Linked DNA regions of Mus musculus: region 1 is linked to region 2. Evidence: chromatin loops called from intact Hi-C (ENCODE). Cell type or tissue: heart. All regions are shown on one strand. Links, peaks and the distances in the headings refer to the core of each region. The heading gives the core; the rest is flanking DNA.

What was found. Peaks named below come from ENCODE experiments on the same cell type or tissue, not always from the same donor. Only the 100,000 strongest peaks of a DNase experiment are listed, where the experiment ranks them.
Region 1: a loop joins it to region 2, with 2.5 times the contacts of the local background. A loop is called at or near these places in 1 of 42 quality-filtered maps.

Annotation. Positions count from the first base shown.
Region 1 is chr7:144,447,347-144,452,034 of GRCm38, forward strand. It overlaps Cttn (cortactin), which reads right to left. Exons shown (of 18, transcript NM_007803.5): 10 at 4,681-4,688; 11 at 3,632-3,742; 12 at 2,214-2,269. Among named protein-coding and RNA genes, the nearest start is that of Gm34561, 18 kb to the left of the region's middle. In heart, for the core only: no CTCF peak of the experiment used is centred there; a DNase peak (open chromatin) is centred at 2,475.
Region 2 is chr7:144,773,594-144,778,281 of GRCm38, forward strand. No RefSeq gene overlaps it. Among named protein-coding and RNA genes, the nearest start is that of Gm34964, 13 kb to the right of the region's middle. In heart, for the core only: a CTCF peak has its summit at 2,683 (motif pointing left); DNase peaks (open chromatin) are centred at 908, 1,999 and 2,638; H3K27ac peaks cover 1,826 bases; H3K27me3 peaks cover 3,152 bases.

The DNA.
Region 1 (4,688 bases), core at 276-4,275, 330 kb before region 2:
ATGTCTTCTGCAACAGGGCTCTCAGCCACCACACACCTGGTCTCCTGCCACCTTACCCAGCCTCCTTGCTCAGTCTATTCCAACTGGCAGAGGTAAAACCCTGAGGGGTGCCCCTCAGCATGCTGCATGGCCCTCCCCTGCCACTGAGGCAGCCTTGCAGCATCCTGGCTGCCTAAGGCCTTATCACTCTCATCTTCTCTACCCAAGTCCCCCAACTCTGCAAGCCTCCACCACTGCCTGGAATCACACCAAGCCCGCCCTCTGCTCTGTCGAGTGCTGGGTTACAGGTGTGTGCAGCTGTGCCCGGACTCAGGCTCCTTCAGTAAAGGCTGAATGTTCCATAGGCTTCCCCCACAGCAGGAAATAGAATCGCCACCCTCACTCTTCCATATCTGCAATGACCTTGTTCCCAAAGCAGGCTCCTGTCCCATCCTCTGCTTTGTCACTGACCATCTGCCCTCAAACCTCAGCCCAGGGACCAGTGAGAGGGTTCACTGGGTAGAGGCACTTGCCTCCAAGCCCAGTGTCCCGAGTTCAAACCCTGGGACCCACATGGTAGAAACCAACTCACACAAGCTGTCCTTTGACTACCAAGTATACTTGGTGGCACATACACATATACATGCATACACACAATGAGTTTGTTTTTGTTTTGGAGACAGGGTTTCTCTGTAAAGGCCTGGCTATCCTGAAACTCTCTGTAGATCAGACTGGCCTTGAACTCAGGGATCTGCCTGCCTCTGCAACCTGAGTACTGGGATTCAAGGTGTGCACACCACCTGACTACATATCATCATTCTTAAACTCAGTTCATCTTGCTTCCTCAGGGCCAGTTAGCACAAGCCACCAGCTTTGCTCTAGGGGTCTCCTGTGAGATACCCTGGTGACCTGGGAGATGCCCAGGATGAAGCCAACCACAGTGAGCTGAGTCTAAAGGAAGAACAACTCAGGGGATGACCCAGGCACGCCATGTGTGACCACAGTCAAGGGCAGGAAGGAACATTGGCATCTGTGCAGTTGAGAGTATGCAGCTCACCTCAGGCAGAGGAAAGCAGCCCCTGCCAGACCACTGGAGAACCCACAGAGCTGTCTAGCAATAGCTTTCCCCACCACTGGCTGACATACTAGAAAAACAACTTTCACCAGCTCACAGCTGACCTTACAGGGTTCTGGAACTGATTAAAAGCAACAACAGGCTGATGAGGGGATCTGGAGAGAAGGAGCAATCTGTTACCACAGGAACACGCTTTCATGACTAAAAGACAAAGCTGGACAGGATGGCACTGGCCACCAATGCCAGACCCCGAAGGCCGAGGCAGAAGCACCTCAAGTCCCAGGCCTGCCTGGGTGGCACAGCAGGACCCTATCTGAAGGAAAAAGTGAAAAAGGGCAGGCTAAGGCCCAGGATGTCCCAGGTGCTGGCCCACTGCAACAAGACTAGTAAGTAGTCCAGTTCCCCCGTCTGTGGTAACAGACAGTGACTAAATGTGGCCACTAAGCAATTCTGAGAACTGGTTTTTGCCTGGCTTTCTGCTAATAATTAAAAGTTCAAGCCAGGCAGTAGTGGCGCACACCTTTAATCCCAGCACTCGGGAGGCAGAAGCAGGCAGATTTCTGAGTTTGAGGCCAGCCTGGTCTACAGAGTGAGTTCCAGGACAGCCAGGGCTATACAGAGAAACCCTGTCTCGAAAAAACAAAACAAAAAAAAAACAAACAAACAAACAAAAAAAAAGTTCAAATAGTCAGGCTGGAGAGATGGCTCAGAGGTTAAAAGCACTTGCTGGCTGCTCTTCCAGAGGTCCTGAGTTCAATTCCCAGCACCACATGGTGGTTCATAACCATCTATAATGGGATCTGGTGCCCTCTTCTGGTGTGCAGGCACACATGCAAGCAGAACACTGTATACGTAATAAATAAAGCGTCAGAAAAAAAAAAAAGGTCAAATAGGTCCCAAGACCCTTGTATCAAGTGCCTCAATTTCACCCAAGATCCCTCCTGCTAACTGCTGTGCTGTGACCAAGTACTCAGCTTGGTTGGCCTCAGCCCCACATGTGAAACAGAATGAACCCACAGTGTGCCACATGAGGTATGCAGGGTTCCCAGGTGGCCACTCCAGAGCCATGGAATGATATACCTAATGTCACTGGACAGACCTCCATGTAGTGAGCCAACGGCCCTCGGAAGACATCCCCACCATGGCTCACCAGTCTTACCTTGTCCATCCGATCCTTCTGCACCCCATACTTCCCGCCGAATCCTTTGGCATAGTCTAAAAGGTGGTAAAGGTGAGACTTACGTGAGGCTGAGGATGGGCGAGCAGTGGCAGGCACATGCGCATGGATCCACAAACAGCCCGGGGACACAGACCAGAGCGGAGGGACGTGAAAGCTGCCCGAGGACAGGCTCTCCTGGCAGAGCCAGCTGTCTAACCACAGTGCCCAGTGCAGGCAGGGAGTAGGAGAGGTGTGGGCATGCTTCCAGGAATGGGGACAGGGAGGGGATGGGCGGCAGGCCAGCGGGAAGGAAGCCAAGGAGGGAGGACACAGGACAGGCCTTTGCAGTGCACACTTCTATAGCACAGTCTTCGCACCAGCCAGGGCCTTATTCTCATCTGCTTCCTGGGCGCCTGCTCTACTGGGCACTAATTAGAGGCCCCATCGTGGTTTGTTCTCTTGCTTTTTAAAAGAAAAAACAAAAAACAAAACAAAACAAAAACTCTGTGTGGAAATGCCACCAGACAAGTATGTCTGTTGCTGCCACACACAAACACATGAAAGTGACAGTCATGCAGCCTTGACATCACAGGAACCAATGGCCACCTCCACACAATCTGCTGGGCCAGCACCAAGTACATTCACTCTGGGCCTGATGGCATCTGGGAGCCCACAGTCCACCCTGATCCAGGGAGTCACAGGCCTCTGCCTGGGTGCTCAGCTTCTAGGAACCAGGTTGGCTCTGGGAACCAGGTCTGACCTCTCAAAGAGAAAAACTGCAATAGCTTCTGAGATCCCCAGGGCATGCCTCCACCTGCCAGTATCAGCCACACACAGTGTGCACTAGGGTAAGGCTCTGGGTGGAGACAGATACTACACACAAGTCCGTGTGGCCAAAAACCAAAACAAACACACACATAAAACCTTGTATACCTGGCCAAAAAGAAACAAAAACAAAAACAAAAAACAAAAAACAGCAACAAAAATCCACACCTCTGTAAACAAAGACACAGGGAGCACATGAAACACATCTTTCATTCTCCACCACCCCAGTGTGTGGTTAACATCAGGTCTGAGAGAAGCAAACCCAACTCCCTATGGGTCAGAGAGTCAGCGCTGGGGGTCTGCAGCGATGAGGCCAGAGGTGTTCCCTGCAGATACTATACCAACCTGGCCTGCAGAGTGCCTCCTAACCTCAACCCAGAAGGCTGGAGGGAAAAAAAGAACAGGGGTGGGGTGGGGGAGGAAAAGGACCAAGCTCCGGGATGTTGCTCTAGCATGACACTTGAGTGGAGGCCATCGCTGGCAGCTGGCGGCACAGGGAACTGTCACAGGCACTGCGGTAAACCCTGAAGTCTGCTCCAAGTCAGCTGCACTGCAAGGGCTGGTGGGGGGGTGGGGGTGGGGGGGAACTGTGCCTTGCTGGGACTCGTGCTTGGCCAATCTCTCCTTGTAATCAAACCCCACAGCGGAGGAGTCCTGCCTCTCGGACTGAACACCAAATTTGCCTCCGAAACCAGTCTTATAGTCTGGAGATCCACGGGAGACAGTGAGGAGCATGACCGAGAGAGGAGACAGCTAGGTTAGAATCACGGGAACACGCGCACTGGTCCAGTACGTCATGTTCAGACCTCTGATCTGGGCCTGTTGATCTAACATTGACCAAAGCGTAAAGGAACAAACAAACTTAAGGTCAGTAGACTTCAGCTGAGACGCAGAAGCAGGATCAGAACTGGATGGTAAAGTTTAGTTAAAGCTACTCCAGGCTTCAAGGTTTGCCTGAAGGGACGGCTGAATACAGCTACAGGGTTTTACCCTCCTCAAACCAGCTTTCCCTGGGACAGAGTTCCCACTGTGACAAGAAAAATTCCTAATTAGAACAGAAGTGTGCAAGGATTTGAGGGAGACTCAGATACAGACCCTGCCCAGCACAGACCAGTTCCTGGAGTTCTATCTCCAGAACTGCAGAAAGAAGTGTGCCTTCAAGCCGGGCGTGGTGGTGCACGCCTTTAATCCCAGCACTAGGGAGGCAGAGGCAGGCGGATTTCTGAGTTCAAGGCCAGCCTGGTCTACAAAGTGAGTTCCAGGACAGCCAGGGCTACACAGAGAAACCCTGTCTCGAAAAACCAAAAAAGAAAAAAAAAAAAGTGTGCCTTCCACATATCAGAGCCCACCTTATAAAGGAGAACCCAGGAACCTGGAGGACAAAGGACCCCTCCAAGGGTGCCGCAGTAACCAGGCTCCCAGGGGCTGCAGCCTTGGCATGGGGTGAGATGGGACGGATCACCCTATCCCCCTGCTGCCTATGGGGACTTCTGGAACTAGTGGAGACATGGACAACTTCACATCGTGAGAACAAAACTCAAGACAGAAACGCGGCTGACATGAAGCACGTGACCCACCGAGGGACGACACGAGCGTCCCAGAGGGCCCTGAAGAAAGCAGGGAGTGGGGCTAGAGGAGGTACCTTTTTGG
Region 2 (4,688 bases), core at 317-4,316:
CCTCCTGGAGCTGTCTTACAGGTGCCTGGAAGATGCCAGGTCCTTTGGGGCACTAGGCCAGGTGCTTGCTTAGAAGAGGTAGGCTGGGGACAGGCCATTAGCGGTACCTTCTACCTGCCCAGTTGCCACTCAGTCTCCCACAGGCAATTCCCAGAAGCCTCAGCCTTTGGGCTTTTCCAGTGTCCATAGTTCTAGGAACCAACTCAAGGACACTATTCCCCAAGGGACTCTGGGCTAAGTTGTCCCTTCCTCTTCCTAGTGTTTGGTCAGGTGCAGCCCTGCCTAGAGGCTCTGGAGTCAGAGCCAGCCCAGCCCTGTCACACTGAGGAACTGGGCCCTGCCTGCCCCAAAGGTCCCTGAACCACTCGAAGGAAGACAGCAATGTCAGAAGATTAGAAGGACACTTTGCAGGACCGTCCACCAGACACATGGCTTGAGTGTCTCACCAAGGCTCCGTGTGGAAACCTCAGCCCCATACCGTGTTAATAGAGGGCTGGCTGGGAACTCTAGACACTAGTAAGTGCTGAGAGCTTTGTGGGGTGTCTGGCCCTCCCTCCAGGTGATGCTGAGCCCCCACAGGACCCTGAAGACTATGTGATTGTCAAGTGGCCCTCACACAGGTGACCTGGCCCTCAGGATGAAGAGAGTTTTGTTCTTTATGAACACCAGACTCAGGTAGTCTGCTGAACTGACAGGAAGCACTGAAGAGACTTTTACCAAGAGCTGGCTTTCCACAAGAGAGGTCATCTGAGTCCCCCTCTGGTACCACTTCCTGTTACACTTGCTTCTCTGTGTTCCCAGCACACCAGAAGTCTCTATCCCCAGGGTTTTGTCTACACTGTCCTCTTCTCCATCCCAGAACTCCCTGGTGGCAGCCCTGTTGGGACTCCCTGGATGTCCCCCACCCACTTGTGGTGGGGACAGTGCTGGCCCTCTGCCTGATGCTGTTTCCCTTAGTGTGTCAGCCTTCCTCCTGGGCTGCAGGATCAGTGAGAGCTGTGGGAACCCTGGCTCCGGCCCCTCAGCCAAGTGACTCGGGGACATAAACCACAAGCAGGACAGGTCTGTCCCAACCCTCAGTCTAGATGAATACTGGGGAACTGCATTCATCACCGTAGAATTGAATCCCTCCCAGACCTGGAGGCCAAAGGGCACCAGTCTCCCAGAAATGGGTGCCTGAGGCCACAGTTCTAGTGGCCCTGGGCATAGAGGTTTCCAGAGAGGGACTTCATTCCTGACCCTGTCCTTGAAACAAAGGTTCTGTCTAATGTCCGTTGGCTGCAGGATCCACACGGCCCCAAATGCAACATTGGACTCTGCAGCCACCTAGAGCCGTGCCTCCCTTCAAGACTCTTCTGGATCTAGGGCCATTTCCACTCCCAGACTGAGCTTGCCTCTTCTTTTTCTCTCTGGACACTGGGCTTTATTCCTTGAAGGACAAATAGGTCATTTGATATTTGACAGACAGTGACAACCAGAGACCCTGAAAAGCCAAGGTACTATGAGGACCGAAGTGCCGGGTCTTCCTTATCCAGAGAGTTAGGATGAGCGGGGGACTACAGCAAGTCCCTCTCTGCATGTCTTAGGGTATGCAGGCCACCATTACTGGCATCCTGCCTCCAAAACACTGTTTATACTGACAATGGTGGCCTTCAAATGCCCCCCACACACACACACCTTCCCTCAACCAAGATTTAGAAGGGCCACGCCTCTGAGCTTCTACTGACCTCACAGAACCTGTTGCTTCAAGGAGGGGCAGGTTTGAGCATAGGTGCTGGGAGGGGCAAGCTCAAACCCTGTAGCCAGGGCAGCCATAGGCCCCCAGAGCTGCAACTCTGAGGCACAGGGTGAGGAAAGGAGAGTGTGAGCCCTGCCTTCCTGGGGAATGTGAGTCCGTAAGAGCAACTGAAGAAAATCTGTGGGAGCTGGCTGCCAAGATGGACTCCAGGAGGGCAGACCCAGAGAGGGAGGAGTTATCCAGGAAGAAGCAGCTGAGTCCGAAGGGAGGACTCACTGCAGGGGAGGACACAGGCGAAGAGGACTCACCCTGAGACGGACTCACTCTAGGAGAGAGGGTCCTGTGCAGGAGGAAGTACTCATTCTAGGGGAGAACCTGGGGGAAGGACTCACCCTGAGAAGGATTCACTCCAGGAGAGAGAGTCCTGTGTTAAGAGGGAGGCTTCATCCGGGGGAGGAAGATCATGGTGAAGAAGATAGATACAACCAGGAAGGGGAACCAACCTGCTGACCTTCACCTCAGCAGGGAGGGGATGCTGCCCGGGCAGCCTGGTGATGACACTGAGGGCCTGTCCAAGAGTCCTGGAGGAGTGTGTGCACAAGGAGCTATACTGCAAACCTGTGAGCCAGCATGAGTGTACATTGGGAGAAGGTGTGTGCTCACGCCAGAGCATGTAGAAAGGCAGGCTAGGAGGCCAGTCAGACACCCAGGGGGCCTGAACGCCACAGCACAGAGCCTCTGATATCTTTGCTGTGGTTTGAGCAGACACAGTCCCTGTGGCCAGGATGTTGTGGGGTCCCTTCTGGAGTTTTTGAGAACTAGGGAAGGGGCTGAGAACTGCCTGGCGGGCTCTGGGGAGTTGGCCTCTGGACTCTAGGCGGTGAGAAGACAGCTAGGTCCCCAGGGAAGCCAATGTGAGGGCCTGTGCTGCCCCCTGGTGGTGAAGCATGCCTATTCCATGCAGCTGCCCGTCAGGGACTGTTGGGTAAGTATTAAAGGGTATTAAAGGTGAGGCCTTCCTAGTGGGGTTTTGTGACCTGGGACAATAGTACAGGTCATCCCCCACTGAGGCAGGGCCTCTGCCTGGTCACAGTTTGTCCTGGTCACTTGCTAGATTTTAATCCATCCCTCCACTATGTCCTACAATTCTCCTCTTTACAGTTTAAAAGAAACTGTGACCCATGCAGGGCTGTCCCTAACATCCAGCATCCAAGAGCCACCCCATTCTTAAGCCACTTCTTGCAGTGCTTTATGCCCTGGGGGACCAGGAACCTCCTCTGGGGGTGAGGGGAAATGTGGAGGAGCCTGGGAAGGAACAGGGGCCACCAACTCCATTCAGCCTTCCTCTCCACAGAGAACATTATGCCTCTGGTACCACCAGAAGCCAAAATATATGATCTGCTTTGAAACACTGTGTGGAAGTAAGGCAAGAGCTGAGGACGAGGAAGTGTGGGCTCCCAGAAGAAGACAGCTCAGTGTAGGTAGGGTGGAACCTGGCTGGTGAACACTGGTCTTTTTAAAGACCAAAGAAAGACAGAAAGTGATGTAAGAGGAAGGCATGTCTAAGAGACAGTGCCAGCAAGGGTCATCGGAAGGCACCTCTGACTTTTAAGCTTGGACCAGCTGAAAAAAAATTCTAGGGCAAGTGTGGAAGCTCACATCAGAGGCAGGGAATCTCTGTGTGTTTAAGACTAGCCCTGTCTACAAAAGTGGATTATAGGTTCAGTTAGACTTTGTCTTATTTTTAAAAAAAGAAGAAGAAGAAGGAGAAGAAGAAGAAGAAGAAGGAGAAGGAGAAGGAGAAGGAGAAGGAGAAGGAGAAGGAGAAGGAGAAGGAGAAGGAGAAGGAGAAGGAGAAGGAGAAGAAGAAGAAGAAGAAGAAGAAGAAGAAGAAGAAGAAGAAGAAGAAGAAGAAGAAGAAGAAGAAGAAGAAGAAAAGGAGAAAGAGAGGAGAGAGAGAGAGAGGCATTTCAAGCAAATAGGCGCCCTGGGGAAGAAAAGAACCTGGCATATATTTATAAGGCATTTTTCTAAGAGCCCCCAGTGGAGTTGAGGATGTAGCATAGTTGTAGAATGTTCGCCTAGCATTCACAAAGTCCTGGGTTCAATTCTCAGCATTACACAAAGCAGGGATGGTGACATGGGCCGGTCATCCCATCACTTGGGAGGTAGAGGCAGGAGGGTCAGCTTGAGCTGCGTGCGTAGCAAGTTTAAGGCCATCCTGGACTTATGAGACCCAGAGCATGCAGAGGCCCAGGAGCGAGTGGGCTGGAGCAAGAGGGAGAAGGGAAGGGGGTGGGGGTGGGGGAAAGATCCAGATTCAGAGAAAGAGAAAAATGATGGGGAGGGTATGTGCTAGGGTAGAACCATAGATAGGTGACCCAGGGGGTTGAATGGAGGGAGATGGAGAATGGAGAGGATCTGACCTTGGGGCTGAGAGTCTCTGGAGTGCCACTGAGCATGACTGGATCTGGGTGGGGTGAGGTTCATGAATCATTTTTATTTGACTTTGCTGAAGTCCACCTCCCACTGAAATTCTCAAAAGAAACCACCATTTGCTCCTGAGGTCTGACACTTGACAGCCCCTGGCTGAGCTCATTCTGCTGGAACCAGTTTCTAAGATACTGGTATTTCAGCCAGCAAAACGGTTACTCTGGTAAAAGTGCTTGTGGCCAAGACTAACGTCCTGAATTCAGTCCCCGAACCCACAAGGTGGAGAAAGAGAAGTATTTCCTGCCAGCTGTCCTCTGGCTTCCACACTCACACGCCACTCACTCTCATACACACCACACACTCACACACACACACACACACACACACACACTCACACACACATCACACACTCTCACATGTACTCATTCAAACACACTCATACAGACTCACATGCTCACACACCCCACACATACTCATTCACATATGCATACTTACATTCACACTCTTACTCACATGC